4 separate regions of the Mus musculus genome follow, and regions 2, 3 and 4 are each linked to region 1. The links are chromatin loops, found by intact Hi-C in ENCODE. Cell type or tissue: heart. All regions are shown on one strand. Region 1 overlaps Slc24a1 (solute carrier family 24 (sodium/potassium/calcium exchanger), member 1). Region 2 overlaps Megf11 (multiple EGF-like-domains 11). Region 3 overlaps Gm36365 (a long non-coding RNA gene). Region 4 has its middle 5.4 kb from the start of Dis3l.

What was found. Hi-C counts contacts between places; a loop is a spot of excess contacts. Peaks named below come from ENCODE experiments on the same cell type or tissue, not always from the same donor. Only the 100,000 strongest peaks of a DNase experiment are listed, where the experiment ranks them.
Region 2: it touches region 1 in a loop (4-fold over the local background); 6 of 42 quality-filtered maps call a loop at or near these places.
Region 3: it touches region 1 in a loop (5-fold over the local background); 15 of 42 quality-filtered maps call a loop at or near these places.
Region 4: a loop joins it to region 1, with 2.3 times the contacts of the local background. A loop is called at or near these places in 5 of 42 quality-filtered maps.

Annotation. Positions count from the first base shown.
Region 1 is chr9:64,933,443-64,941,442 of GRCm38, reverse strand. Slc24a1 (solute carrier family 24 (sodium/potassium/calcium exchanger), member 1) reads left to right here. Exons shown (of 10, transcript NM_144813.2): 3 at 4,155-4,208; 4 at 5,420-5,528. It overlaps Gm39361 (a long non-coding RNA gene), which reads right to left. Exons shown (of 3, transcript XR_870866.1): 2 at 7,180-7,286; 3 at 3,186-3,299. Among named protein-coding and RNA genes, the nearest start is that of Gm39361, 4.4 kb to the right of the region's middle. In heart, CTCF peaks have their summits at 3,766 (motif pointing left) and 4,762 (motif pointing right); DNase peaks (open chromatin) are centred at 4,712 and 7,092; H3K4me3 peaks cover 400 bases; H3K27ac peaks cover 4,197 bases; H3K27me3 peaks cover 830 bases.
Region 2 is chr9:64,391,106-64,399,105 of GRCm38, reverse strand. All of the region lies in intron 1 of Megf11 (multiple EGF-like-domains 11), which reads right to left. Among named protein-coding and RNA genes, the nearest start is that of Megf11, 9.5 kb to the right of the region's middle. In heart, CTCF peaks have their summits at 1,807 (motif pointing right) and 4,758 (motif pointing left); no DNase peak of the experiment used is centred here; H3K27me3 peaks cover 1,937 bases.
Region 3 is chr9:64,775,452-64,783,451 of GRCm38, reverse strand. Gm36365 (a long non-coding RNA gene) reads right to left here. Exons shown (of 3, transcript XR_379558.3): 2 at 6,400-6,505; 3 at 4,090-4,756. Among named protein-coding and RNA genes, the nearest start is that of Gm36365, 8.0 kb to the right of the region's middle. In heart, a CTCF peak has its summit at 3,732; DNase peaks (open chromatin) are centred at 5,791 and 7,761; H3K27ac peaks cover 387 bases.
Region 4 is chr9:64,342,616-64,350,615 of GRCm38, reverse strand. No RefSeq gene overlaps it. Among named protein-coding and RNA genes, the nearest start is that of Dis3l, 5.4 kb to the right of the region's middle. In heart, CTCF peaks have their summits at 896 and 3,074 (motif pointing left); no DNase peak of the experiment used is centred here.

The sequences.
Region 1 (8,000 bases):
GGCGATTGCACAGAGGAGCCTGAAGATGGGGCATCAGGTCTGGATGTGAAGTGTGAAATTGTGGGTCGATAACAAATGTCATAGTCAAGGGAGGTCCAAAGAACTGAGATGAGAGAGAAAGAGCAGGGCCTGTCTTATACTCGCAGCCTGTCAGGTCTGTGACACAAATCAAACACACTTCTGGCTCTCCTGGAGCTCAGCTTAATGGAGGAACTGGAGCTGGTCCAGCCTTTGTGGTGCCTGGTACTTCTTAAGAAGGAGAATATAAAACCACTTCTACAAAATTAGGCAGTAAAGGGAGAGAGGCCCTGCAACCTAAGCCTCATCAGCTACGCAGTAACACGTTCTCCTTGGTGGGGAAGGTGGAGGAGTCAAAGCTAATAGTTACGGCATCCTGTAGGAATGTTTAGGCAAGTGTTCAGGGACTTCAGAGGGTCAGGGAGGTCTGGTAGAGCGGGATACAGGAGGCTGTCCTGAAGGAGTGTGGTCTTGCCATCCTGTGCTGAGGTTGGACCAGAGGAGCGGGACCATCTGTGAGGAATCAGACTGCAGCCGTGCCGTACAGGGTGTGGCCCCTGGCATCAGCAGCTGAACACTTGAAATGAGTGCAGAAGAGGAAGTGTGAGATGCCCACCCAGCACCCGGCATTCCAAAAAGAATGTAAAACAGTTCAACCTCTTCACGTCCATTGTGTCGCAGGGACACACCTAGAGGACTGCAGAGATAGGCCAGTGGTAGATCACACTCGTCTGATACGTTTGACCTATGAGTTTGGTCCCTGGCACAATAACAACAACAAAGTTTAGCTGGGTGGTGGCGGAGGCACACACCTTTAATTCCAGCACTCAGGAGACAGACAGACCTAGATCTTCATGGGTTCAAGGCCAGCCTGGTCTACAGAGTGAACTTCAGAACAGCCAGGGCTGTCTCAAAATAAAAAGTAGGTTATGAGAATGCGGCCCAGGCTAGGTGGGGCGGCACATGTGCTTTATGCCAGCATTTGGGAGGCAGAGGCAGGCAGGTGACTGTGTGTTCCAGGCCAGTCAGTGCTGCATAGTGAAACCCTCTCAAAACTAAGCCGAACAAAAAAGAACCCAGTGCTGCACTGTGGACGAGCAGGGGGCCCTCTCTCTTGGGGACAGTGGCATTCTAGAACATAGAGGAGGAACACAGTGTGACTGGTGTGCTTGAAAGTCACTGTGGGGGCTGGAGAGATGACTCAGTGGTTAAGAGCACCAACTGCTCTTCCAAAAGTCCTGAGTTCAAACCCCAGCAACCACATGGTGGCTCACAACCATCTGTAATGAGATCTGATGCCCTCTTCTGGTTCATCTGAAGACAGCAACAGTGTACTTATATATAATAATAAATAAATTAAAAAAAAAAAAAGAAATTTAGAAAGTCACTGTGGCTGAGGGGTGGAGAATGAACCTGGAGGCAGGAGAGTGGAGGCCCAACTGAGCAGCCTGGGCCCAGCCTGGGCTGACTCACTGGTATGTGCTGTAAGGCAGACAGAAAAGTATGCTCATAGCCACTTCTAATTCTAGTTCCAGGGGTCCAACACCCCTTTTTGACTTTCTTGAGCACAAGGCATCCACATGATACAGATACACATGTGAAGGCAAAAACACTCGTTCATATTAAACAAACCGGTTTTTTTTTTTTTGTTTTTTGTTTTGTTTTTTGTTTTTTAAAGGTTGACATAAAAGCCTGTTGATCTGAGTTTGATTCCTGGAACCCACAAAAAGTGGAAAGAGAATCAACTCTGCAAAGTTGTCTTCAGACTTACACACACACTTGCGCATGCACACACACACACACATACACACACACACACACACACACTCAAGCCCTCACACAAAGCAACAATAATAAACAAAATATAGTCATTTAAAAGAAAGGAAATGGCTGAGAGTTGCATAAGTGTGTGACTCAGTATTCAAGGCGAGGGGGGGCTAAACAGCAAGATCATGCACCCCTCCCCCACCCCACAAAGGGCTTCAACACTAGAAGTGCGATCTGAGACTGCCCATGAGCACACAGAGAGTTATTTTAGCTTGAATAAATCTGAGCCCCAGAAACCCATGAGGGATGTGCACTGTGGAGCAAAGATCAGTCTCTTGGCTCTCTGTGGACAGAGCAAACCGTTCAGAAGTGTAGCCTGCCCCCACTTGTCTGCCTCCAGCGGACTCGATAGGAGAAAGCAGAGGTGGGCAGGCAGTGATCAGTGAGGTGAGTGGGGTAGTGGCAGCTAGGGCTGCGGGCCACCACCTCTTTCTCGATAACCTCTCAGGTGTGTCCTGCAAGCTCTAGAGGAGCTTATTGAAGCACACAGCTCCCCTTCACGTTCAGCTTGGTCATTTCATCTCTGTGGCACTCACCTAGACGGCCATTCTCTAACAGTACCAGCCATTCAAGCCTTCCCTACCCTTCAAAAGCCGTCACTCCGTCCACTGCAGGAAAAGCCGTCACTCCGTCCACTGCAGGAAGCCTTCCTGAGCACCTCACATAGCGGCACCATGTATGCCTCTTTTATTGTGACCCAGGCTCTCCTTTGCTTTCATCTGTGTGACAGATAGGTCTCAACTCCTTTCTGAATGCAAACTCCATATCCTCAATATCTTTTCTCCTCCTAGCCACCAACACAGCCCCTTATCTAGCACAGTGCATGTGCTCACTATACGAGGGGAGTGACGGGGCTGGACGGGAGGGTAGCCTGTGGTCGGGTGGTATTTTTAGAGCTGAACAGAGAAGGAAGCTGTTCTGCTCATGAGTGGGTCTTAGTGGCTAATGAGGGAAGCAGAGGGAATGTAATGATAGTCACTAAGGCAACTGTGTCTAAAGATAGTGTCACAGGCCACCTGGGATTGTCTGTGAACCCTCCTTACCTTTGTTGAGAGCTACAAGTCAGGGGACCAGAGATGACTACATCAAAAGATCACTGCATGGTAAAACAAACAAACAAACAGACACACAGACAGACAGACAGACAGACAGACAGACAATGTAGGATCTAGGGGATGGTGGTTTACTTCTGCAAAGCACTCCGTAAAGGGGGCTGAGGTAGGAGGATCACCACAAAGGCCAGCCTGGACTGAATAGTGAGTTCTAGGCTAACCTGGGCTACATGGTACACCCATCTCTAAAAATAAATAGAAGACTGGACTCTAGTTGAGTAGCCAAGTCATATATCACCCAGATGGCATTTCAAGGTTACAAATGCAAAGAAAGTGAGTCTGCTGGGCTTCGGGTTTCTTCAAACTTGACCTCACTCCTCAGCAGTCCGTCCCACGGCTCCCCTAAAACACAAGCACTGAGCTGATCCCACAGCAAGACTTTTGAATCGCAAGATGTGCTAATGCTGTTCAACTTTCAAGGGGAAAGTGGGGTTGAGGGTGGGGTGCAGCTCAAAGGGTCATGGAGAAAGCTTTATACAAGAAGCGCCCTGGTTTTCTGAGCAGGAACAAATGATATGATCCGGGTTAGCAGAGAGGAACAGAGGGAAAGGGCATGAACAGGGCAAAGGAGTAAGAATTGATGAAGTGACTCTACCATCCACTCAGTAAATATACCTCATCTTTATCATGTCTGTTCACATGAAAAGAAATTGGGGCAAATGCGAGGGCAGAAAAGAATAGGCACCTATAAGAGGAGGCTGGAGAGATGGCTCAGTGGTTAAGAGCACAGGCTGCTCTTCCAGAGGTCCTGAGTTCAATTCCCAGTAACCTCGTGGTGACTCATAACCATCTGTGATGGGATCTAGCGCCCTCTTCTGCTGTGAAGGTATATACGCAGGCAGAACACTGTATACATAATAAATATATTTAAAGAGATGAACCGAGGATGGTGATATTTAAATGGAGACCTGAAGTAAAAGGAGAGAGGAGCCAAAGAAGGGCAAATAGGAGGAGAGGGAGGAGGAGGAAGAGGTGGGGGGGCCTGGGATGTGCTTTCCAGACAGGTGACACATTTGAGACAAAAGGTGGTGGGCATGTTGAGACATTTTTTTGAGGACAGATTAGATCCTGGGGTGTTTTGGGTTGCAGTAGCAGCTTTCCTAGAGAGAAGAACAGGAAGGACAGGTAGAGATGAAAAGGCAAGGTCTCTCCGTGACATCTTGTGACTCATCTCTTGACTTCTGTTCCCCTCTGCAGCCCAGTGAGGATGCTGTCGAGGAAAACGAGCAACAGGACAGCAAGAAACTGAAGGTGGGTGATGTGTGAAGCTCGCCCAGCGGAGGCAATGCAGCATCCTGGTTTGAGCAGGGATATTGCTGGGTCTCAGCATATGTCTGAACACCAGGTTGCTGAGGTCCTGATGCTGTGCAACCCGGTCAACTCAGGGAGGCCTGGGAGGCCTGGGAGGCTCCTGGGAAACATGAGGGTGACCCGGGAAGGAGCAGGCTGTGTGGTTAGGGCCTCTAGGCTCCACACAGTGCTAGTTTGGGAACTAAATTCTTAACGTCTGTCCCAGACAATCAGATTCTATATCTGTAAGACCTGATTTGCACTAGAGAAACTCAAGTTCTAATCTCTAATCTCAATGTTGATTGATAGAATTTCTATTACTGATGGCTTCAGCATATCCAGAGCTAAGGAACTAGGGGGCAGGGCCTAAGGTTTCTGAAAGACTGGCTTAAGGCACGGTGTGGAAGAAGTTATAGGAACTTTGAAAGGAGGCAGGAGTGGGAGTAGGGGTGGGGGTTGGGTGGCTGTGGGGCTGAAACCTCCTATATCCGTTGTAATAGCCATAGCCACTAGGTGGCAGAAGAGTTCAACTGGAGCGACGTAGGGAAGGAGAAAAGGGTAATCTTAGAGTATTTCAGTGTGCCGCTATGAATAGGTGTGTGTCCTATCTGTGTGCAGTACAGGTGTGCCTACTTTGGTGCCCTTGAAGGTTTCTGAGGGTGTAAAGTTAAAGTGGGCTCGCAATTAGTAGACCTGGATTGCTAGTTTGACTCCCTGCTTGACCTCGGCTGTATCACCTGCCTTTGCGTGTCCTTTTCTGTAGATGGGGATCCTAGTGTTGCTTATCTCTGGGTGAGGAACAACAACCACGCACAGCCAGGCTCGCTGTGTGGACCGTAAAGGGCTGTGTACAGCACAGCAGCCTGCCTGTGTGGAAGTAGATGAGTGTGTGTGTGTATTAGAAAGGTTGCTTGCTGGGAGGTGCAAACCTTTCCACCACATGGTACCACCGATCCTGGTGGAGGTTGTGGGACTCACGTAAGGTGCAGAAGGAGCTTGTCCCGGAGGACGAGAGAGAGATGGGAGCGAAGGAAGCAGGGGCTCAGGGCTAAAGACGCCCTCTCTCTGGTCTCTGTGGGAAGGAGGCAGGTTGGAGGAGAGGCTCTCCTGCAGCCCCTCCCCTGACCCGGGCAGGGACCCACTGAGGTCTGTCCGGCTCTCCCCTTGCTCAGCTCCCGTCTGTGCTGACCCGAGGGAGTAGCTCGGCCTCGCTGCACAACAGTATCATCCGCAACACCATCTACCACCTCATGCTCCACAGCCTGGACCCCCTGGGGGAAGGTAAGCAAGACCGACACCCGCCTGTCTCCCCGTGCCATGCCTCCCCTCCCGCTACCGGAGAGAATTTGGAACTTGCAAATGCTAGTGACCGTGGGCTGAGATGAGAGGACAGTTATCTGAGAAGAGAGTGGGTAGGGAAAGCTAGACAGCCTGGAAGACAGGGAATGTGTAAGGCCTGGTCTCATCCAGACAGAGCTATGTGGAACATGGCGGCTGGGGTCCTTAAGTAATACTCTAATGTTTCTCTGCCTCAATGTCTCTGTCTGTATAATGAAGGGCTTTATCTAAAGCCAGACCACAAATACCATGGCCTATTTAGATCTGTGTTGGGACAGATTTAGTGTCCCATAGGGATGCTTCAGGGGACACCTCCACAGCTCTCTGGCATCTCTCTTTGCTTTGTATTCAGCTCTGGAGTCCTAGGAAGTTTGCTCTCCCCACCCCCGCCTCCACCCTCACCCCTCTGCTTCAGCCAGGAGTCCTAAAGGACACCCCAGGATATGTCACATCCACTTCTGGGGGTGGAGGAGCGGTGCACAGGGTAAATGCAGTGTCTAAGGTGCTGAAGTTGAACTTGACATAATAGCAGCAGTGAAGAGTCCCATACCTCACAAGTCTTTCCGCTTGATTCCCCAGAGTGCTACCCCACATGTCTCTTACCACCCTACTGCCTGCCTCTCAGGAAGTCTCCAGGTCCCTTTGGTCCCACCTTTTCTGGGTCTCTGGCGCAGAACTGAGCCCAAGTAGGAGGTCCACTCAGAAAAAGATAATGTTGGGCCAAGCCAGGGCATGCAGTTAGGCAGGAGAGCCTCAATATAGCATGCAAGAAAGAGTCCCAGGAAGACCCCTGGCGCCATGGCCCCTGGCACATTCTAGGACCTCAGAATTTCATGAGGCCCTGACCTACCCCTTCAGACACATTATGTGTTTAAAAGCATATTGTACTAGAAAAAGCAGTGTCGAAGGTAAGTCAGTGAGAGTTCCCTTAGAAATTCTTCAAGGTGAGCCTGGGCGACATGGCAACCAGCCCCAGTACCTCTAAGGAATAAGCAGATGGGGGCAGCCTCAGGTGCTGAAGGCTGGAGTGGACCTGTCCTGGCTCTCTAGGTCATGCCCAGTCATTCCCAGCAGAACCACTGACTCTAGCCAATTCCTGAAAACAAAGAACCTCTCCTGCATGGACTGTGGGGCTCCCAGACCCAGCCACCGCTGTTATCAGGCTGCCAGCTGGCCTGCTTGTCCTAACAGGATTATGTAATGCGCGGGCCAGGCCGAGGTCAGAGGAGATTGGCACTAAGGAGATGATCCAGCCATGCTGGGTGGGGACAGGGCACTTGAGGGAACAGTGCCAGGGAAGCTGGTGACCGTTGTCCCAGCCAAGACCTGTTATATGGACTGTGGGTGCGGTAAGCCACGGGCCAGTGAATGACTGCAGGTGTGTCCTGGTATGCAGCTGGAGTCTGATCATTTGCCAGTGCTTCTGCCTAGCGGGGCTAGGTCCTCCCAGGTTCCTTTGTTCCCAAGCCACCCCAGCCGTCTCCCAGGCAGATTCCAGGTGGCTAGCCATCCAGATGTTTCCGCCCTTCTCCGGTGGAACTCCCCAGATCCAGCTCTCTCCACGAGAGATGATCCCTGTCCTCTGAACTCTCACCTCCCCGGCCAGGGTGGTGTTTTCCTCCCTCGACTCCCATGTTTATCTTGTGTTCTCAGTCAGATGTGTGGGAGAGAGCAGCAGTGGAGGAGACATCTGGCAGTGACCTGGGAAACGAGAGGCCAGGGCAAGTGATGTGAGTCCCTCTAGCCAATCAGATGTGCCAGGGCAAGTGATGTGAGTCCCTCTAGCCAATCAGATGTGCCAGGGCCAGGGTGGGGAGCCCAGCCTGCCTTTCTTTGATTATGGCGGTCCTCTGTTAAGCAGGATACTACAGCTATTGATTGTGCTTAGAGGGCTCTGGGCCTTCTGGATCTAGGTGACAGAGTTGTTCTGAAGTTCTAAATGCTCCAGGAAGACCAGCTGGGTGCCAGAACACCTTGTGGGACCAGAGGGGGCCATAGCAGCAAACCTGTACATGAATTTACTGCCAAGGCAGCAGCAGCAGCTGAATAACTCAGAGGGTTTAGGGCACAGGTAGCAAGGAGGAAATGTCAGGGTTGTTTTTCTCTTTTCTGACCATCCTGGAGTCACGCAGAGCCTTCATTCCATGCAGCTTCCCACACTGTATCTTCTCAGCATCCTTGCAGTCTGCCTGACTCCCTCCCCCATTAGATGATCTTCAGGGTCTCTTCCGACTCAAACTCACCTAGATCTAGAACACTGGGCATTTTCTCCATAGAACTCTGCTCTTAGTGGGTAGCTGCTATCAGTCTACCACCATCACTGTTACAGCCAAAAAGCAACCCAGTGACTTTTTTCTAGGGGCTTTTTAAAATTCAGTCCTGCATAAATCCACCAACCATCTACAACTACAACCC
Region 2 (8,000 bases), 540 kb after region 1:
AATCATGCAGACCAGAGAATGAGTGCTTTCCAGATACCCCTCACCTGATCAAGAGATGCTGGTGACCCCGCCTACAAGCAGAGCCCAGCTCCAGCACCTATCCCCAAGAATGAGTGTATCCATTGACTGGTGGGGTGCAAATGAGACCCTGGAGTTGTGTGGCTGGATTTGCTGAGTTCCACCTGCCTCTCGGGTCATCAGCCACTATCTGCATGAAGGCCACAGTCTCAGCTAACACTGCCCCCATCCCAGCATCCCCTGGTAAGCCAGCTTTGGTACAGCCTCCATCAAACTCAAGAACAACAGTGCCCCAGAGCAGGTTTCTTCTCTAGACCCATGGCTTGTCAAATGCCCTTTGCACCCAGAGCCAGCACACACCAGGGGAAGGAGACAGAGCCTCAGTGGTCCTGGCAATATCAGCCAAGGTTCCATCATAGTATATGAGCCAAAGGGACAGTAGATAAGTCCCTCCCCTTCTCGAACACACGGCTATGGAATCATGAAGTGCCACTTGCACATCAGGGCATTCTCGGTCCTCCCGAGATGGGCCTGTCTGCCTTTGCTGGTTTGTATCCTTATCCTGAATTCCTTTTCCTCTCCCTCTCTTTGATCTGAGATAGCAGCCCTGTCCCCAGTAAAGCACCATGTGCGTGCATGTGAGCGCGTGTGCATGTGTGCGTGTGTGTGTGTGTGTGTGTGTGTGTGTGTGTGTGCGCGTGCGCGCGTGCACCTATGTTCATGTGTATACGTGTGAGTATGGAGGACAGAGGTTAGCCTCAGGTATTATCCTCAACCCCTGTCTAGCTTGCTCTTGAGACAGAGTCTCTCACTGAGACCTGGTTCAGTCTCTTCCTGCACAAGCATGAGAATGTGAGTTGAGATTCTCCAGAATCCACATAGAAAGCCAGGCAGAGCAGCTCACCCTTGTAACTCCAGTACTGGGAGGCAAGGACAGGTAGATCCCCAGGGCTCACTGTGAGCTCCAGGTTCAGTGAGAGACCCCGTCTCAAAGATAGATAGATAGATAGATAGATAGACAGACAGACAGACAGACAGACAGACAGACAGACAGAAAAGGTATAGCAGTGATTAAGAACAATACTCAAGCATGTGAACACACACATACATGAACACACACAGCGTTAATGAGAGGCAGAGCCAGGACTGCAATCCACATTCACAGGGGAACACAGCGCCTGGCGCTGGGCTGTGGAGAATATGCTGGTCAGGTGTTGCCTTCCTGAGGAAGCCTTTGGGATGCCGCTTGTGACCTAAGATGGCCAATTATGTGTTAGGGATTTTAAAGGAAAGGAAAAGACACACTTCATCCTCTCTGTGTTCCAGGCTAGCTCAGGCCTATGGCAGCGGGAAAGATCCCCTGCTGTTCCCTTCTGCAGATCTAAGCCCAGGAACTAGAGGAGCAGGGGGCCCCTGCCCAGACCTGCCTTCAGAGACTATCTGTTCTCCCAAAGCCCAGGACCTCCACCTACAGACCCAGGGATTTTACCTGACAGCTGGAAGAGCTGAGAGTAAAGCAATGGTTTCTGGGTGTTTTCTGCTGCCTTCTTTCCCTGAATTCCGTGAAGAAAGTCTGAACCAGAAAAAAAAAAAAAAAAAAAAAAAGGAAAAAAAGGCTAAAAAGGCTTATTATAATGACCTTCAGGAAAAGCACTACATTTTTACCTTGAGAACTGCAGAGCTGAAAGTGAGTCTGTATGGACCATGCAAATGAGATGCAAACACAAATGCAAATGACTTAGGGCTATCCTAGCTGCCACAGTAGCAGCTCTCCCAAGCCCAGGACGCCTCTAGAGGGAGGCAGAGAGAAGAGACAGAGGGCAATTAACAAGTGTCCTGGGGACTCTGAGGCTTGTCTAGAGATGGGAGGAAGAGCAGGGGACATCCTGAAGACCTTAGAGAAGTTGTAGGCCCCAGGGTGCTCTGTGCACTAGGCTACCCAGCCCTGGCAAGATCTGTCCATACTGGGCCTTCAGTGTGTGCAGAAATGTATGCAGACACGAGGGTGCTGACACTCAGAGGCGCAGACAAAAAACAGACCAAAAGTCACACCACGAAGACACACCCCTTTTTATGACACTGCTCGGAAACAGATAAGAGGTACATATTCGTAGAACACACAACACACCAAGAGGCATCAACACCCACAAAGACCCACATACACAGACACAGGGCAGACAGCAGGTCTGTCTGGAAAGAAAGATCCAAGTGACTAAAATACCTGCTTGACCAATATGGCATAGGAACTTGAACCCATAAAGGAGCCATAAGAAGTAAGACTGCTTATTTAATATTCACGGACAAGGAAAAGGAGGAGCCTCCAAAGGGGAGCGGAGCCAGGCATGCTATTGTATGCCTATAACCTGACACTTGGGAGGTGCATGCAGGAAGGCCGGGGCATCAAGGCCAGTCTCCACGGGAGTCTAAAGCCACTCTGGGCTCCATAGGACCCTGTCTCAAAAAAAAAAAAAAAAAAAAAAAAAGCAAAGATGAAGAAGACCTGATACCTCACAAGCAACAGCAAAGAGCAAGAGAAAGGATTAACTATTTCTGCAGTGATGGAGAGCCCAGGCTTGGTATGTGCCCTCTACGCTGAAGCTCACCACAGCCCAAGACAGATTTCTTTTTTGAGAGATAAAGACTTTCCAAGGCTGACCTCAAACTTGAGAACTTGAGATCCTCCTGCCTCAGCCTTCTGGGTGCTGTGATGACAGAAGGTTATCAGTATGCCCAACCTAAGATACTGTAGTTTTTATGGGATTTTTGGGGGTTTTTTGGCTGGTTGGTTGGTTGGTGGTGGTGGTTGTTGTTGTTGTTGTTGTTGAGACAGGGTCCCATGTAGCCCAGGCTAGCTTCCAACTCACTTGTAAGCCCAATCCTTCTTCTTCTACTTCCCATGTGCTGAGATTACAGGTATGCCCACAACCCCTGGTATTATGCATGTCTAGAGATTGAATCTAGAGCTTCATGCATGCTAGGCCAGCACTTTCCTACTGGTCCATATGTAGCCTCAGCTCAAGCCCCCACCCTTACCCCCATTTTCAATGATGTCACATGCTATAGCATTTCTCTCTGTCCAGCTGCCCCGGAACTTTCCCAGTCCTAAAGGGATTGGGGACACCTTGCAGTCCCTTGCCTGGCAGCCTGGCCAGCGGGCTTTCACCCCACCTGGTCCTTGGAGGCACTTGGGCCTTTTTCCCCATCCTGCATCGTCTCTCGGCTGAGAGTGCTCATTAATTCTGCTCTGTGGCTAATCTAATTTGGAAGTCTGAGGGAGGAGAGGATGGAAGTCTGAGGGAGGAGAGGAATGATTTCCAAATGGGATACAAGACAGGGTTTTTAGAAGCCACCTGTCCCTGGGTGACTGTTCACAGAAGAGAATGACTCTCTCCCCAAAAGTATACAAACTTGAAATGCCACCCAGCCCACTCACTCCACCACACACAAAAAGAAATGTGCTTTTCAGAGAAAAGAATGAATAAGCTTTCTTGCTTCCTGCACAAAGCATGGAGTCAGTCTGAGAAGTCACCACCCCTCCAGGTCTCTGTGTCCCTAGTTACCTATGAAAGGCAGAACAAGCCAACTTCCTGACATTCACCCCATGATGTCCCCCGGAACGGTGACCTGTCCCTGGTGACTCACTGCTCATGCCTGAGTGGAAGGGCAGCTGAGGCCTGGTCTCCAGTCAAAGGAGCAAGACAAGCTCAGAAAAAGACCCAGAGTGAAGCTCACCCACCACCCCGAGCCCCAAGCTCGGCTACCCAGGACCCTTTCCATCTGCCCTGTAACTGCTTTAGGTGAGAAGAGAGCCCAGAATGGAAGGGGCAGCCTTAAAACACGAGGCCTGATTATCAGCGTGCACCCGAGGGGCTGCAAAATGCCAGCTTGCTGGCTCTGAGTGTAGTTCAGAGCCTCAGACTCCCTTTCCAAATTAATATTCATGGGGCTGGCATGCCATTTATTTGCATATGTAGATTATTGCTCATCCTCTGCAGGAAAGAAAAAGTTTGGGGGTGTTTATATTTATTGTATTTATTTTAAGCTCTGGTGATAAAGCAGACGGGTCAGGCAGGGGAAGGGCAGGTTGCTGGGGCAGGAAAATAGATCCTAGAGATAGGATCCGCCAAACCAACTCCAAAGCAGTCTGTGGAAGGCATCCCATGAAGCCCTTCCCTCAGAAGGCCCTAGAAGGTCACCATTTGAGATAGGCATCCAGTTGGGGCCTGTCACTTGAACTTTCCAAGACCCTGCTTCTTTTATTCAAATGTGTTCTCATGTTTGCACGTGCCTGGGGACTAGGTGTTGAGTGTTAAACCTTGTTTAAGGAGGAAGCCCAGGTTTAGAGCCTACATGCAATACAAGTTCTTACTAAGCTGTGGTGCCCTAAGGAGGTTCTAGCCCACTCCCTCCTCTGCTAAACACCTTACGTGCCTGGTACCTCAGAGGAGCTCCCACCCTGCCCACTGTCATCTGAAGCCATCAGCGACTCTGAGAACCTTTATTCAGTCTTCTCCTGGTCCACTGGCCTCACCCCCTTTTCTTTGTCAAATAAAGTGTTCAGCGGAAAGCTGGCAGTCTGAAGTAAGTTGTTCAAAGTTCTGGGGATTTGCAAAAGCAACAAAGCAGTGTGAGACCAGAAACCAGCAGACCAGGAATGGCAAGAATGTCCACAAGATACTTAAGTATAAATAGATGAAGGCCAGCCCTGTGCTGCCCCCAGCGCCCCCTGCTGGCCACCTCTGCTCCCTGAACCCTTGCAAGACAGTTACAAGGTAACTGTCAACTGCCTAAAGTAATGTTCCACATACGGGAAGCATTCATTAAAATTAGTCCCTTCAATTGAGGTTGAGTGAAAAAAAAAACAGGCTTTTTTTTTTCAGGGAAATAATCTATTTCTCTGGTTTATGAATTCAATAAACACCCGCTGAGAGCAGGCCTGGTGATGCATGCCTGTAATCCCAGCACTCAGGAAGATCAAGAGTTCAAGGTCATCTGTGGCTACACAGCTAGTTCAAGGCCAGTCTGTGCAGTGTTAGACCCTGTCTCAAGAAATTAACAAATATCCATTGAACTGTCCTGTATTGTATGCACAAGGCCCTGGTTCAACCACCACTACTACCACCACCACCACCTAATGGCCGCAGTGCTAGCCACAAATAAGGGCCCAGCCTATCTCATCGAGGATCTCAATGGGTTTAGGATCCAACTGGGAGAGATGAGGAGCACCCTGAAATAATGCTGAATAACGACACTAGCGGTGTCCTATTAAACATGGAATTCATGGTGTGAGCAGTAATTGCTACAGTTCAGGGAAGGGGAGGTCAATACTTGGAGATCACCGTGGGCACCAGCACTTAGGGAAGCTCTAATGAGGATACAGATTGAAGCAAGCCTTAAAGGGAGGGCTACTTCAGAAAACCCAGAGAAGGGCAGGACTTACTGCCATGGCAAAGAGGCCTAGGGGTAAGGTGAGGAGAAGCCCAGAGGTGAGGTGGGTAGAGACCTAGCAGGGGAGGGAGGAGAGGGGAACAGGTGAGGTGAGAAGAGAGAAGAGGCTTAGCAGGGGAGGAGGGAAGAGGCTTAGCAGGGGAGAAAAAGATAAGATGAAGGCAGACTGTGAAAAGCCCAAATATCTACGTGGGGAGCTTATGCCTCATTTCATGAATGAAAGGTTCATGCTTTGGAAAGATCTCAAAGGAAAAAAAAAAGATAGAAAATCCCCCCAGCTGCTTGACAGTGGCCCCAGAGCTACACAATGGGCTCACAGTGTGGATTCTGAACCCACAGCCACTTCTGCACTGACATCCACTCCGTCTCCTTAACAAAGTCCCTCAGACTGTTCTAGAGAGCACACTAGTCTCTGCACGGCAAGATGACAGAGCAGGAGGCTGGGTGTCATCACCCAGAATGCCACCGGAGTTTTCTCAGGCCAGGGAGCTATGTCCGAGGAAAACAGTAAAGATAGAGGTTGTGCTTAGACATTGGGAAGAGAGCATAGGAGTCATGGGGTTAGCAAAAGGCTCTAAGTTGGTCCAAGCACTGAGAATATGGAGACATCTGAGAAATGGATGCCATCAAAAGTCATGATGGTTGCTAGGCATCAAATATTGCTAATATTACCTAAGCCAGGTCACATATACTCCTGGAATCCCAGCACTCAGGAGGATGTAACTGGAGAACTGACAGTTCAAGGTCATCCTCATCCACCAGTGAATCTGAGGCCAGCCTGGGCTACCTGAGTCTCCATGTCAAAAATGCACACCCCAAACCCCCACAGTGAAGAGAAGGATGATGATGGTGGTGGTGGTGGTGGTGATGATGATGATATAATGCTGAGACATGGCCTAAGAGGTCAATACTGAGAACCAGCTAGCACTGAAGCCAGGAGTCCAGCATTGTGAGGGAGCAACAGGAGCGGCCTCTGATCCACAATGGCGATACCTACCCCACAGGTACCATCAACCACTATCCTGGGTTTGTGGCTCAGTGGGTAGAGCACTCGCCCAACATGAAAGAAGTCCTGGGTTGAGTCCCCAAACCACTTAAACCCAATGAGATGATACATGCCTGTAATCCCAGCACTCAGGAGGTGGAGGTGGGAGGATTCAAAGGTCAAGGTCCTCCTCAGTTACACAGGGAATCTGGGATGTATAAAACCCTGTCTCAAGGCAGTTTCTGTGGTTGCACAGGAAGATCCTATTTTAGCCTGATTTGTTGTATCCCACCATTGAAAAAGAGCAAAGCAGGCAGACAGAGCTTTCAACCTTCCTTGGCTTCAGCGCCAGGGTCTTGGAATGTGCCCTGATTACTACCACCTCTAGGAAGCCTGTCGTGACTGCTGTGCCTCCCTCTGATGGCATGGTTTTCCTCTATGGTTGCTTTTCTGGCCATCTTGCCTCCTCTACCTCTGCCTCTGCCTCCTGAATATCTATGATGGCGATGGTAGAATCCACAAACATCTCCTGAATTTGGTTATATATTCCCTGATGTTCAAAAAGTCAAATCTTCAAACCCTCCATTTGCCTTGTATTGGTCAAATGTAGTCATTGGGCTAACTCAGATTTATCTTCCTAATTAATCCCATTATATAGATGAGTAACCGAGGCACAAAAGGTTAAAATACTTTGCCCAGAGTCATGAGGTTGCTGGGATTTGAACTCACGACCTTTGGAAGAGCAGAGTAGAGAGGACTCAAACCTGGGTCTTTTTTTTTATAAAGATTTATTCATTATATGTAAGTACACTGTAGCTGTCTTCAGATACCCCAGAAGAGGGCATCAGATCTCATTACGGATGGTTGTAAACCATCGTGCGGTTGCTGGGATTTGAACTCATGACCTTTGGAAGAGCAGTCAGTGCTCTTAACCACTGAGCCATCTCTCCAGCCCCCAAACCCGGGTCTTAAACTCTCTGTAGCTTGATGCTTTTGATCCTGTCCAATTTTGTTCCTTTCTGAGACTCCATAGCCCATCAAGATTGTTCTAGACCAACTGTAAACATCTCTTCCCCTTGCCTCTGCTTAGGGCAGGCATGGCACTGAACTCACAAGTTCAGCCAAGAAGACAAGAGGCAAAGTTTAATCAGAGCCTGGGGAAAGGCTCCCTTCTGTGTCTTTTCTGCCACTGTACATGATTTTGAGGACTTGGAACCACTGCAGCCATTTTGTGACCTTGAGAACAAAGGATGAAAAGTATCTGAATCTTCGATGATGTAGCCAAGCCACTGAAAGAAACAACCTTGGAGCAGGAAATAGCCTAGACCTCTTGTTATAGGAGATACCAAGTCCCTTATTGTTCCTGCTAGGAGAGTTCAGGTCTTCTGTTGCTTGCTGTTCTGACACCCTCTCCAGTCAAGGGCTCTTGTCTCTATAGCTACCTGAGCTGTTACGGATGATAAATGAGATATATTAGTCCTACTCCCCACCCTCACTGAGCCTACCCCAAGGTTGGGCGTTCAATAAAGATTCGATCTATATTTGATCT
Region 3 (8,000 bases), 160 kb after region 1:
CCAGCATGCAAACATGCACACCACACCACACACAGATCCACTTACACTTACAAAAATAAATAAAAATAAAGGAAAACGGAGGGCCAGCAAGATGGTCCTATGGTTAAAAGTACTAGCCATGAACACTTGCCAACAAACTTGACAAACTTAAAATCTAGTTGGTAGAATTTTAAGAGCAGATACTCTAAAAAAAAAAAAACCTTATTTATATATATTTATGTGTGTGGTTATGAGTGTGTGCACCGTGTACATGCAGTGGCCACTGAGGTTAGAAGAGTGACTTGGACCCTCCAAAGCTGCAGTTCGAGCTGGTTGTGAGCTGCCCATGTGGGTTCTGGGAACGGAACTCGGGTTCTGTGCAACTGAAGAACATGATGCTCTTACCTGCTGAGCCACCTCTGCAGCCCCAGTGCATATAGTTTTAAAAGCAGAAATCCCAATACCTCCTTCAAAAAAGATGCTCGTGCATATAGATACATAGAGGCAGGAGCAACCTTTTCACTGTAACCACCAAGGACGGGGGAGATCAGAGAAATTGCAGTATGCAAATCATGCCAAACCTTAAGCACCAAAGTATAGTAGAGTTTCAACAAGAGAGGAAAAAAAAGTTACCAAACCATGTGGATGATATAACACAATGTAAAAGTGAAAAAGTAAAACTACATTTTATATGCATATCTATACATGCAAGTAATATGCAAATAAATTAATTGCAAGTTATATAAACCAATGACAACTTCTATTAGCTGAACACGTGGCAAATGGAGGCTTTTTTATGTCTATATTGTGTGACTATTTAAACATTATTTTAATTTACATACATGTGTATATGTAAATGTATCCCACAGAAGAGGGCATTAGATTTTCTGGAGCTGGAGTTACAGGAGGTTGTGAGCTACCCAACATGTGTTCTGGGAAGTGAACTGTGGCCCCCCGGAAGAACAGAAAGAGCTCTGAACTGCTGAGCCATCTCTCCAGCCCCTGTCTAAATCTTTAAAATGAGGATATGTTTGTGTATTACTTGGCCTATTAAATTTAAAATGTAATAAGATATGAATAAGGGCTGAGGATGGAAGTCAATGGTAGAGTCCTTGTAAAGCATGTGTGAGCATATGTTTGACACATAGCAACACAAAAACTGAGAGTGGGGCTTACAGGGGAGCTTTGTAGGCACGGTGGCATATTCCTGTAGTCAAGAGGCCAAAGCAAGGCAATCTCAAGTTCTAGACCAGCCTGGTTTACATAGTGAAACTCTCATGAAAACGAGCAAGCAAGCAAATGATACCTTAAGCTCTAAAGTCTAAAACAGATGGGGCTGCAGAGATGCTGAGTGGTTAGAGTTCTGGATGCTCGTGTAGAGCACAATTTCCAGCACCTACCTGGCAGCTCACAACTGCCTGTAGCTCCCGTTCCAGAGGGTCTGATGCCCTCCTCTGATCTCTGTGGGCACGGGGAACACATGTACTGCACAAATATTATGCAGGCCAAGCATCTATGTACATACAAAAATTTAAAACTTTCCACTAAAGATCTAAATCAGAGGATATTATTTCTGAGGAACAACTTATAAGTTATAGAAATGATTTGGATTTTCTAAAATTACAAAGCAAGAGTGAGTCCAGCTGCCAAGCCTGCTGGCACACGACTTTGATTCCAGCGCTGGGGAGGCTGAGGCAGAGGATGTGAGTTTACAAAATGGTCTACATAATGAGTTCCAAGCTAATGAGGTCTATGCAATAAGACTCTGTCAAAAGAAAAAACAAAGCAAACAAAACAAAAAACAAACAAAAAAAGGCATCTAGCTAATGCTGAATTGAGATTATAACCTGTTATTTAATTGTGAAAATGTAGTTAAGAATCAAAGTCAACCAAAAATATATGGATATTTGACGTTAGATAGAAATTGACTGATTTTTATCTTCCTATTTTTGTCAGGATAGAAAATACACAGAGGTTGAGGCTTGTCTTTTATGTCATTGGTTTCTAGTTACTTAAATAATTGATGTGTCCTTTATTAATATTTTACATTGACCAGGATTGGCAAGATGGATCATTGTAAAAGTGCTTGTCATGCAAGTTTGGAGATCCAACTCCGGTCACCAGAATCCACATAAGAAGGAAGACAGAGAGAGCTGACTCCTGAAAGTTGTCCTCTGACCTCCAAACTCAGTGGCACAATTCCCACACACGTGTATCCTGCAATCAAGCAAACACACACACACACACACACACACACACACACACACACACACACAATTTTATCTTGACCAGCATGACTTCAATGAGATGGACTGTCCTTCTTTGCATGGATTTTACCCTCTTATTACAAAATACCATATGTTTAAAGTGGAAAGAAGGAAAACATAGCAAGTTATAAAGGAAGATTGCAATCCTATCGTCAGTTTGAATTTGCAGGAATCCCCCATTTTACATATGGATGTTCATGGAGTTGGGGTTAATATTGTACACTTTGTGCCCTTGCTTTTTTTTTCCCAATTTATGTTTTATTACAAGCATTTCTGTTTATCATCAAAGACCCTTTTGTGATATGTGTGTATATGTGTGTAAGTGTTGTCTGCATGTGTGCATATGTGTGGGGTCCACTTGTCCACACAAACACAATGTAGACCTCAGAGGTTAGTGACTGGCTTCCTCTTGAGTCTCTTTTCCACGACATTTTTTGAGACAAGGTCTCATCAGTTACACTCTGATTAGCAGAGCATGAAAACCTGATGAAACAGGCTTGAAAAAAAGTGTATTCATTAGTGTGTGCTAAATGCTGTGTTGCAAGGTCGGGGACAACTTACTGTAACTGGTTCTCTTCTTTCTTGGGGATCGAACTCAGGTCATTAGACTTGGTGACAAGTACCATTACCCACTGAGTCCTCTTATTGCAACTTTTTATTACTTCATTTTGTTTTGCTGATACAGGATGTCACGAAGCCCAGGCTTGCCTTGGACTGTAGCCAAAAATGGGTTGCACTAATACTGGGATTACAGATTATTTGTTGTTGGGTATGGAACCCAGGGCTTCAAGTATGCTAGGCAATCACCCTACCAACTAAGCTACCTTCCTAGCTGAGGATGGGCTCTTCATGATGCAATCTGTTTTAGAAAATATCTAGTTTCCTCTCTGTTCTAGTGTCTGCCTGTCTGATGTCCCTTATAGGCAAAGAGTTCTTCCACAGATCGTCTAAAGCCATCTATGACATTGGTGAAAATGTTCACACGTATGTACGTATGTATCGTTTACAAACCCGAAGTTCACAGTGAAAGAAAAGATTTGTGAAAGAGACTCCTCTGAGTGACGTCTGTGCGCAGGAGATGGTCCTGTTGTGACTAGGTGCAGAGAGACAGCATAGCATGGCTTAGGGTGTCAGCTCATATTCAGACCACAGATAAACCCTGTCTCAGGACACCAGGAGTGATGCACCACTGCTCCCATCAAGGTCTTAGCATTTGAATATTGGCAAACTGATGCTGTCTTCTTCCTTCCGGTTCTCAGGAGAACAGTTTGTAGGTGCGCGGGATATGAACAGGAGAGATGATCCACAGCGATATCTTCTACGTCTCAAATGAGTAGCATCCGCTAGCACCCATGTTTGCTAGAACAGGGTTAAGATTTTTATCTGAGGCAAATGTGTTCACAGCAGGTGGCTAGCAACCCAAGTGCAAACACCAGGCTTTCCCATTTTCTTGTAAAATAACGAGACACCTAGTGGTCACAACATGAAATGCATTTCTGAAAAATATTCAGTTACTATCCAGGTAAATACTGACCACCCCAATGTTTAATTTGACAAAAGTAATTATGTACTTCCTGGTGTGCCAGGGTATTTTGTATCCCAGGTTGCTCTCAAACTAGCTAAATGTGACTTTGAACTTGTAATTCTCTTGCCTCTGTCCCCTGAGTGCTGAGATGACAAGGATGTGTGACCATGGTCAGTTTGTATGGTGCTAGGTATGGAACACAGGGCTTCCTGCTCACTAGACAAGCACTCTGCCAACTGTGATACATCCCAAGATTCCAAATGGGCTGTTGTTAGAGAATTTACTCAAAGACAGGATCAGACCAACCGCTGAGCCACATTAGATAAGCGTAAGACACATTGTTTATTATATTTCACAGCACTCCATAGCTTTCAAAGACCTTTCAACACTGCACCTCTTTTCTGTACAATAAACACAACAAAGCTGGAGATAGTGATCAGCGGGAAGCGCTTATGGTTCTTGCATTACATCAGAGCTCTGTTCCTCGCACCCACATCGGGTGGCTCACAGCTGCCGTATTCAGCTCTAGAGATCTAATGCCCTGTTCTGAACTTCACGGGCACCTGCACACATGTGACATGTACACACAGAAACATACACACCTGCACCCGCACATATGTGGAATATACAGATACATGCACATTTTAAAAAACAATAAAATAATAGGGAAATACAATAATAGTATTTCCTTATAGGTTGGAGCTCCCCAAGGGAAGAGGTCACAGCACTCTCCCCCAAAACTGACTCTGTGTCCAATACATAAGGACTAGGTGCTTGGTAAACGTTTGATGAATAGGGAGCTGGAGAATTGGCTCAGTAGAAAGCAGTGACTGCTCTTGCAGAGGACTTAGGGTTCCATTTCTAGCACCTACATGGCAGCTCACAACTGTAACTCCAGTCCAGGGTAACGGACATCCTCTGCTGGCTTCTGTCGGTGTCGGCACTCAGTGCGGGCGGTGCACAGATAGACATGTAGGTCAAACAACTATGTACATAAAAGAAAATAAATATATATTTTTTAAGTTTGATGAGTTGAACTGACTGAGAAGCTAGCTATCCCAAGAAGCAGGATGGTTTCTCACCTTTCTTCTATATGAGGAAGCAAAAGAGCACAGGATAGAGAATTGCCTTTTAGGTAAATAATGATTCACTATGACCCATCCCCTACATGGCTTGGCTTTTGCCATGTCCAAACAGACAAACAGACCATGTAGGAAAGCCATTGGCCTTCATCTATTTTGTTTTGCTTCTAAAAATTTATTTCATATATATATAGTGGGTGTGGGTGTGGGTGTGGGTGGTGTGTTTTGAGTGCAGTACCCTCAGGGGCCGGAGGAGGGGGCATCAAAACCCTTGCAGCTGGAGTTACTGGAGGTTTTGAGCTGCCCAATGTGGGTATTGGGAACTGAACTCTATTCCTCTAAAAGAGCAGCATGCACTCTTAACTGCTGAGCCTTCTCTGTAAATCAATGGCTCTCAACTTCCCTAGTGATGTGTAATATAATCCTATAATATAGTTCTTCATGTTGTAGTAAGCCCCAATCAAAAATTTGTTTTCATTGCTACTTATAATTTTGCTGCAGTTATGGATTGTAATGTAAATACCTGTGTTTTCCAATAGTCTTTGGTGACCCCTGTGAAAACGCTGTTTGACCCTCCAGGGGCTCTCGATCCACAGGTTTAGAACCACTACTCTAGATCCTCTTCTTTTGTTTCAACTTAGCAGCCACAGTCTTAACTCCATGATCAGGGACCCTTCATGGGATCATGTCTATGTCAGAGTGGTTACTACTTGACCTAAGTGAGGCTCTGGAAGGAGGCCTTCCTCAGAGGAGCTTCCATGTTAAGTGAACTAGGCCCACCCTCCACGTTCATCTCGTGATGGACTCCTGTAGTCCTAGCCTTACAGATCACATGCTCAGCCTGGAACCCAGAGCATAGATAGAACATTATGCTTACATTCCCCAGGCTTTGCCAAAGGACTCATAATCCCAAGTTGTCTTTGGCCAGGCTTTGTTTTTGGAAAGCACTTTAGGAAAAGGCCCTCCCTCATCACTCACATGGAGCAAAGCCAACACACCATGAGCCAGTGTTTCTCAGACCGGGAGTCATAGACTCCTAAGCATCCCATGGATGGGTTCTCGGGTCTAGGGGTTATCTACAGGCATTTGTGATTTCAGGTTTCCTCTGTGGTCATGTGCAGCTAACATCTTCTGGATGACTTGGCTAGCCACCTCATGCATGTGTATATGTGTAACACTGAAGACTAAACTGGGACCTTGTGTATGACGTTAAGCATGTGTGCTACCACTGAGCCACACCACCAGCCCATTCATGCGTGGATCTTGAAATAAGATTGCACTGCTTCCAACTAAGACATCCTGGGGGCTGGGGACAGAGCTCAGTTGGTGGAGTGCTTGCCTAGCTAGCATGCACAGAGCCCTGCTTCCATTCCCAATCCTGCATACTGAGCACGGCAGTGCAGGCCTGTGACGCTTGTACTAGGGAGAGGGAAGCAGGATTATTGTTCAGGGTTATCTCTGGCTACAGACTGAGTTTGAAACCAGCCCGGGATTCGTGAGAATCTATCAACAAAACAAAACCAAACCAGAAAACAGGCCCACGTACTTGGAGATTGTTGTAGGGCTCAGACCCCTGAGCAAACGCAGCTGCCAGCTTCATCAGAGCAACTCTGCCTGCTTGCAAGGAGCTCCAGGCTTATTCTCATTCCCTTCTATGAGGAGGAGGAGGGGAAGATACTGTATTCTTTTTTTAAAAATATTTTTATTAGGTTTTTTCCTCATTTACATTTCCAACGCTATCCCGAAAGTCCCCCATACCCTCCCCCCCAATCCCCTACCCACCCACTCCCACTTTTTGGCCCTGGCATTCCCCTGTACTGGGGCATATAAAGTTTGCAAGTCCAAAGGGCCTCTCTTTCCAGTGATGGCCGACTAGGCCATCTTTTGATACATATGCAGGGTACTGTATTCTTACCTGAGATTTCAACCACACCTCCCAGCCATTTGTCTGCCACTCTGTTCAATTGCACATGGCTGAAGCCTTGGAGGGCTGGGGAATTTTAATGGAAGGGCCTCTGCCTGGCTGGCTAGGAAGAAACCATCATCCATGCTCGGTAAAGACTTTTCAAAGCAGCTGCTCAGGAGTCGCCACACTCCTGTCAGTTGCCCCTCACACAGGCTCTATAAACGGGCTCCCGAAACTCATTGGTCCCCCAAGATGAACTTTGGTAGAATTGAACTTTGCTTTGCCATTGGCATTTTATGAGAAGGGGGGTAGATGTTGTGTACCCCCTCCCTGGGAAGTAATTCTCAAAATAGAGATCAACTAAAATTATAAGTGATTTTTTTTTACTGAGATATAACTCACATGTTATAAAAATTTATCCTCTGAGTATTTATCCTATTTTGAGTATTGGCATGAGCTTGTGCAGTCCTCACCACTATATAATTACAGAACATTTTCACCCCACCCCCAACCCCACCCCCAACCCCACCCCCACCACTGAAAACCTCCTCATATCCATTAACAATCTTTATTCCGTTTCCTCTCTAGCCCCTGGAAATCGCTAGTCTACTTTCTATCCCTTTGGGTTAGACCACTCTGAACATTCCATTCAAATGGATTCTCAAGATAAGCTATGTCTGGTTTCCTTCATTTAAAACAGTTCCAAGATACATCCAAATTGTAACATCAGCATTCCTTTAATTTATTTTGACGTGTGTGTGCATGTGTGTGTGTTTGTTTCTCGCATGTATGCAGGTGCCTGTGGATATCAGAAGAGGGTGTCAGATCTCCAAAATTGGAGTTACAGGCAGTTGTGAGCTACCCGTTATGTGTGGTGGGAACCAACTTGGGTCCTCTGCAGAAGCAGTATACACTCTTGACTGCTGAGTCGTCTTAACTCCCCACCCTTAGTTCATTTTTTTAAATGGCTGAGTGATTTCCCCATTGCCTTTCACTGCCAATCCGCACATCTGTTGATGCACATCCGATTGGGTTTTCCTTCCTGTCCACTAGGAAGAACACTGCTACAGGAAGGTTGTGGGTCTAACATGTGAAAATCAAGTTCTTCAAATGTGTTCTTGGGTCCCTGACTTCTCAAATTTGAGGAATACTGACCCAGGCTCACCCTTCTACTCAATCAATGAAGAAATTGTCAGATCCCACTCACAGACTCATGGGAGTGTCTCTGACTTAGACGGTGA
Region 4 (8,000 bases), 590 kb after region 1:
TCAAAGAGTGGGGCTGGAGAGATGGCTCAGCAGTTGTGAGTACTTGCTGTTTACCAGAGACCCAGGTTCAGCTGCCAGCACCCACACCAGGCCTCTCATGACAAGCCTGACAGGGGATCTGACATCCACATCTGCCTTCAACAAGCTCTGCACGTATGTGGTATGCATACAGATATATAGGCACACACATACACACATCAATAAAAGTAATTTTTTTGAAAGAATGGGATTTACTTTTCAGATGACCAAAATGTGTGTTACACTTGCCGTTAAACATATTTATGAAGAATTGAATATATCTGTTAATATAATAACCCATAAATTATATATATAACTATGGGTATGTTTATAATTGTATAGGTAATATAGAAGGTATATAACTATAATAAATAAATGTGGTTATTTGTGTTTATATTTAGTTGAGTGTATTTACAATTATACATACTTTTATTTCATTCCATTTTGGTGTTGGGGACTAACCCCAGGGCCTAGCACATGCTCTACCACTGAGCTACACCCCCAATCCTGAACTGTACCTCTGAAGGGAGCACTGTGTGGTCCATAAAGCTGCTAACAAATTAAATAACTGTGGAAAAGAAGTTTAAGTATTGTGAGTAGTTTATCATGGCCTGCTTGGTGTTGATCAGCTATATCCTATTTAGTTGGTTTTTCCTTTTTACTTTTCTGCCAGATGATGAATGTAACAGGCCATGGACAAAAAACTCCATGTTACCAGGATCATAAATCTCATGCCAGCATTAGCCAATAAGTAGGGTTGCCCGTAAGTCTGCATCCGCTAATGAAGAGGCCGGCTTCAGGTTACTGTCTACACTTTTATATACACGGAGAATAACTGCAGTTCCAGGGCTCAAAGACTTCCCCTTCCCTCTGGCTTCTGGATCAGGGATTGGCAGGTGCTGGGAGCTTCAGAGAAAGGGAAGTGTTCTGTGATCACTGTACTGCCTCCAGCTAATTAAAGAACAATGTTAGGGGACTGGAAGGGCACCAAAATGCCTTCCAGTCACAAAAGATAAGGCCTTGAAAGCTAAATGGTAAACAAGACAAGATTCTTACGGTTTCTAAAATCTAAGCTGGTTCTCTCATGGGGCTTCTAATATCTCTTGAAGTGTGTGTGTGTGTGTGTGTGTGTGTGTGTGTGTGTGTGTGTGTGTGTATGTGTGTGTGTGTGTATACAAGCTCTCTACAGAGATGAGCTCTTCACAGTCTGCCCATCAAAGCTCTGCACAGGAGGCATGCTGCCCAGGGCCCAGCTGCCCACTGTGTCAGGCTTGCTCACAGAAGCCACCAGGTGAAGGAGGGCTCAGAGAGGGCTGACATCTTAAATTCACAATTCAGATTTTCAAGAGATGCCAGGAGTCCTCTCACCTAGCCCAGGGATCCTAAGAATGGGTCCTATAGCTCACCTCCTCTTTTTTTTTTTTTTTTTTTTTTTTTTTTTTTTTTGGTTTTGTCGAGACAGGGTTTCTCTGTGTAGCCCTGGCTGTCCTGGAACTCACTTTGTAGACCAGGCTATTTCCAACTCAGAAATCCGCCTGCCTCTGCCTCCTGAGTGCTGGGATTAAAGGCATGGGCCACCACACCTGGCAGCTCACCTCCTCTTTCTGAGAGGCTGTTGGGTAGGAGTATAAAGTGTGGCCTTGCTGCCCTCCCCCAGTTGAGGAGGGGACAGCTTTGTGCAAGGCTCTAACGTGAAGTCTGGGCTCAGGATGATGACGCAGCGCTGGAGCCATGCAACCTTTGCTCACTGAGCCATCTCAGTAGCCCGAGATTCTTTTTTTTTTTTTTTTTTAATCATCTTGGTAGCTGGGCATGGTGATGCATGCCTTTAGTCCTAGCCCTCAGTAGACAGAGGCAGGTGCATCGCTGTGAGTTCCAGGCCAACCTGGTCTACAAATCGAGTTCCAGGACAGCAGGGGTTGTCCCACAGAGAAACCCTGTCTCAACAAACAAACAAAAACAAAAAATTGGTAGACAGAATTCTAAGACCTTCCAAGATTCCTGGCCCTTTGGTGTAGACACACTTTATCCCAGTTACTTGTTCAAATGAGAGTCTCGGTGGTGGTGTGGAGGGCCTTTTAAACAAAACTTAGATCCCAAGTGAGTGACGGCTTATGCCTTTAATCTCAGGGCTCGGGAGACTGCGGTGCAAGGATTGCTGGGAGTTCACGCCACCCCAGAACAGGTAGAGACGCTTTGTCCCAGAAAACAAACAAACAAGCAAGCAAACAAGCAAACAGTTGGGAATAAGTGCCATTTCTAGTTTCTGTCTGTATTCTCTTGCTTTTTAACCAGATAGAAAAGTACCCTTTCACGTGCCTTTTACCTTACTTATTAAGCAATGAAAATAAGTAGATGTTCCTTATTTAATTTATCCTAAACCTGGAGGTTCAGGATCCTGGTCAAGTATTCCTTGTTTTCTTTCCCATTTCTCCTTAAACTTTGTTGTATTTCTATTGATTTCAGAACTCTTAGTCTATTGACACAGATGTAAAATGGGATTTGCCCACCCCCAACTCAGATCTGTGCAGTAACAAAGCAGAGTAAACAGGAAAGCTCTGTGTGATGAATTTATCCAGCGGGAAAAAAAATATTTATCAAGACCTGCTGAAACATCCCTACAAGATGGACAAAAACTTAATCTCATCAAAGAAAATCAATCAAAAAAATTAAACCACAAGAGCAATGTTTCTATTTTTGAATTGTAATTGGCGAGCCAGATGACTGAATTTTCTTCTACTCCGCCTCAAGACTCAGGAATTTATTTTCTTTTTTTGGTGTTAATCAATGAAGCTTAGCTTCTAATTAATGTGGAAGTATCCAGACCCTTGAGCTCCTTGAACAAAGGTTTTGTTAAAACACTAACCTGTTTGCTTGTTTCTTTTTTGTCTCCAGTAATTGGATACATTTTAAGAGTGGTATGTGAAAGGCCAAGGCTTTCACTATCAGATATTCCCATGGAAGGGATCAAGTGAGGCACTTAGTTTGGAAAAAAAAAAAAAAAGAAAAAGGAAAAAAAAAAATCGATGAAACAGCACCTCCTAGTGGTAGAACACTAGAGTTACTGGCAGGTACAGTGGAAATTTGGCTGAGACCCTTATAAGTGTAAAATTAGAGCAAGTTAGCAGAACATCTCAGAATAATCATTGCAAACTGTGTTATTAGAGTTCCTTGAATGTTCTGAATGGCAAATCAAAGATTAATATTAACCTTCAACATATAGGAAATGAAATCTCCCTTAATACAGGTAGCAAAGTGATCTTAGCAAGCACTGCACCCCACTGCCATGGGGTCCAAGTGAGAGCAGTTGACTCCAGCTAATGGGGTAATTGTAGACACGCACAGAACCTTTAGAACCACTAATTCATTGGCATCATGACCCAGAACCTCCTGTGCCAAAGCTCCAGAAGTTAGGTAAATGGTGAGGTCATTAACTGAGTCATGGTTTCCAATTCTGTAGGCCATTGGGTTCCTGCGGCCAGCCATACAGAATGTACCCTGAATCCTACAAGTGTCTGTGTTTACTAAGGACAAGGCTATATGGCTGGGTCAATGCTATAAGAATTCTGTAGCCATTCTGCTTAGGTCCAAAGTCAACTTTGCCACTCTCTTGCTGTGTGTCCTGGGTGGTTGATTCAGTCCTTCCTACGTCATTTCTTTTCCTGGAAAACATATTTTTGAACAGAAGTCAAGGTGGTGCTTTTAGGACTAAATGCAAGAACACAGAAGTTACAAACTGGGCATGAAGCTGCACACCTAGAAGCCGAAGCAGGGGGATTAAGATGTGGAGGCCCTGGGCTGCATAGAGAGCCTTTCTCCATCCCACACCCAACTGTTGTGCCGGGAAGGGTTCACAGCAAAATGTGCCAGGAAGGGTTCATGAACACCCCTCCCCCCCAAAAAAAAAACAAACAAACAACAACAAAAAAAAAAAACCACCAAGGAACCGTCTCCGATGTAATAGCCTTAGGGTTTCTTTATTACAAGCTCAGGCTTAGGCTCTCCTCCAACCCAACTCTGACACAGCAGGACTGGAAGGGAAAGTGGGAGCAGCCCTGAACCCTCAGTAGGACACATTTTATAAGAAAATAGGAGCGAGCGAGGGGTGAGGGAGGGGGTGTCCAGTCTGGAAAGCATCTAATAGAACGGCTATAAGCTGATGGGTGGGTGATCTGAAGCAAGACTATATTTGATCACAAACAGTTTGAAAGTACATCTGAAACAATCAGACTAATCTTTGATTAACTGTTGCTAGGAAGTAGCTAGGGAGTAGTAACTCTGGCCAGGGACAAGCCGTGGGGCCTTTCTAGTACATGGGTATAGCTTGTGTTCTGCTGTAGGTCAAATTCTCAGGCTTTTTTTCCCTTTAAGATGGAGGCCGGTCCTCTCAAAACAAAAGAAAGAAAAGGAAACGACCTGAAGGGGAAATGTGTTGGTTAATCTCAACTGCCAACTTGGTGAGCTCTAGAAACACATGGGGAAGTGGGCCTGTGGGACTGTCTGTGAGGGATTATTTTGATTAGACCAACTGAGGTAAAATTACTCACTCACTGGGCAGTACCATTACCTGGGAGGGATCCTGGGCTGTATAGAAAGGAGAATGTAACCAGAGTGCAGCAACCATCCCTCTCTGAGTCCTGACTGCGGACACGTGTGACCAGCTGCCTCACTCTCCTACCTCCCTGCAGCACCCTCATGCCTACCATGAGGGACTGCTTCCTGGCACTGTGGGCCAAAAAAAAACCCTTTCTCCATTAAGATGCTCCTGTTAGGTGTTCTGTTTCTTTTGTAGCATCCACATGCCATAGTGTGCATGCCCCGGTACATATGTGACATCAGAAGACAAGAGGAGTCCACTCTCTGCTTGTGGGTCCTCAGGCTTGGCAGCAGGTTCCCTTGACACTAAGCCATCTCAGCATCCTCTTAGGAGTGTTTTATCACAGCAACAGAAAGGGAAGGAAGAAGGGGAAAAAGAAACAGGAGGAAAGGAAAAGATGCCTAGAACAGTCTTTATCCTCAGTTACGAGCCAAGATGCCTCAGCTGGGATTAACTGGTATAATGCAGATTACCAAAGAGTTGCAAACCTTGGATCATCTTTGACTCTTGGGATCGTACAAACTACCAATGGTGCTCTCTTGATTTAAGCCAAATGGCTGAGAAGCAATCAAAAGCAGTGTATGGCCATGAGAGGAGACTGCAGACGAGAACAGAACGTCTGCATTCTTACTTGGCATCCTGCTGCATTGTTTGTGTTGTAGTAAGCATGTTGTACTGAAGTCAACATAAATAAGTCAATAAAAAGTAAATACACAGAATATTGCAATGACTGCTTCTGCAATGCACTCTCATCCTTTCAGCTCATCCTCTGGAATTTCTTTTGTACATTCGCCATTCTGGGCCTCTCAGCAGAGTTGCCCCCTCCTCCCCAGGCTAACCTTTAATGAGGCTTAGGTTATGATCCAGTAGACACTGAGCTCTGCATTCCCAAAGTGCTTCTCTAAGAAGGCTTGTTGGTACTGTGGCTGGTCCACAGTATACGTACACTGATGCTCAGACAGAGAAAGATGGAAGCCATACACCAGGGAAGTAGAGCTCTGGCAAGAGATTTCCACTGGCCATAGAGTGCTGGAAGCAGCCACCGTGTATTACTATATCTAGGCAGCCTGCTGTCCGTGTACACTTAGGTTATCAGAGAAAGAATCAACCTAAGAGAGAAGCAAGCCACCAGATGCCCTGCCCAGTTTGGCGCTGTTACCCTACAAAGCCAGACCAGGGCAGAACACACTGGTCCCCACCAGCTAGAGGACTGTCTAGTTTAGTATGAGTGTAGAAATCATCCAACTGCCTGATGGTGTGTATAGTATCAGACCAATAGGTATTTGCTTATTTGTCTGTTTTCAACACAGCCTTGCAACTCTTAGACAAGTCTCTTCATGTACTCTACCAACTAAGCCACCTCCCCAGCCACCTCAGTCTCCTTTGTTAACTGGAAGTATACATTGGTAATGACAGCTGACCTTGAAGTCTTGAGCCTGCTTTTCCTTTCCCTGCCTGACAAATGTTCAGATTCCCATCTACTCAGAACCCCAAAGGGTTTATCTCACCTGTACAAGAGTCCTCTGGTCAAGGAGAGGCCAAGTTCTGCTTCCACAGTTGTTCAGGAACCAAAGAAGACAGGGGGCTCTGCCATCTTTAATGTTGGGCTGCCAATGCCCTAGGCTTTGGCATCTAGCTGATGCAACGCTAAGAGAAAGCATGTAGGTAGGGGGCTGGGTTGGGGAGTATTGTGAGCCATCCCAAGAAACAGTGCTATTAAACTCTGACATTCTGCCAAATGGAACCCAGACACATGGCCACCACCCATCTATCTGTGAGGGAGGCAAGACAACATGGGTCATCTGAGTCCCTAGAGAAAATGTGGACATAAACTTGACAAAGAGAGTTCATCCATCCTATCTACCATAAGGGATCACATATGGAAGCAAGAGAAGTTAGGACTGCAGGTGTGTAGAGACTCAGGCTTGGCTTAGTAGCTTATGGAGGGACTTCTGCCAAAAGAGGTAGATAGTGAGCTGGGCTAAAGCTGTCCCAAATGATGAGGGTGAAGCTGGTGATGGAGTGGATTTAGGGCTGAGGGGGTGGCCAGAGCCTCCTGGTAAGTTGCTTATATATTCTAAAAGTTCTTGGTGTTTGCCTTCAGAGCTTGAAGAATAGCACACCTCCTCCGCTGGCTGTGTGGTCATGTGACTAGTTCTGGCCAATGGCAAGACCAACAGCATTTCTTCCAGGAAGAGTTATTTGTTGGTGTGAGGCTTTCTAGAGGACTCTCTCCCCTTTTTCCATTGAGCAACAATGTTCCAGAGAGATTCCCCACTCCACTAGCCTGGATCCTACAAAAATGACATTCGGTACCCATGCAGCACCTTGACCTAGACACTGAGAATTTTTTAAATTAATTTATTGATTTGGGGGGACTCAAATTTCAAGATAGGGTTTCTCCCTGTAGCTCTGGTTGTCCTGGAACTGGAACCCATTCTGTAGACCAGGCTGGCCTCAAACTCAAGAGATCCTCTTGCCTCTGCTTCCTGAATGCTGGGATTATAGGTGTGTGCCACCACTGCCCAGCTAATTAATGTATTACATTTTATGTAAAGTCAATCTGTGTTGTACAGCAGGTACCCTTATCTGCTGAGACATCTCACTAGTGAAGAAACTGATTTTTTTTTTCAAGACAGGGTTTCTCTGTGTAGCCCTGGCTGTCCTGGAACTCACTCTGTAGACCAGGCTGGCCTCGAATTCAGAAATCTGCCTGCCTCTGCCTCCCAAGTGCTAAGATCAAAGGTGTGAGCCACCACTGCCCAGCGAAAATTTTTTTAAGTTTTATATTTCTGTAACATAAATTAGTTTATTCTGCCTGATAGGCACTTTTTTGGTCCAGAGGTCTCAGATGGCAAACAAGACAAACCACCCACCCAACCAAGCAAAAGGGCCTGGCTTATTACAATAGGTCATCATCATTTCTAAGAACTAAGGAATCATGGTCCTCAACATAATGGATAAAGCCAGGCCTGGGTGCATGAGAATCCCAGCACTTGGGGGGGGGGGGGTAAGTAAGAGCTCATGGCTAGCTTCAGCTACATGTCCTGATCCTGTCTCAAAAAGGCAGAGAGAGAAAGGAGAGGGTGTGAGGGGAAGAGAGGCTAAGTACCAACTAAGCTACAGCCTTATTTTAAATACTGATAAAAATCAACTCTCAATAAAACTCTAGCTATGCTCTATTCCTTAAAGGGTGGTTCATTTGCAGACAATTTCTAGCTACAAAGTGCTGAGGAGAGATATTAAGGGCAGATTAGTACCTAATCAAAGTCGTTCTTCCAATCCATAGCATCAGTGGCTTAAAAAAGATAGGAAGGGAGCTGGGGAGGGATTGGTGGACAGTTATCTAAGGCATTTTTTATGTAGAGAACAATTTTGGCTACTC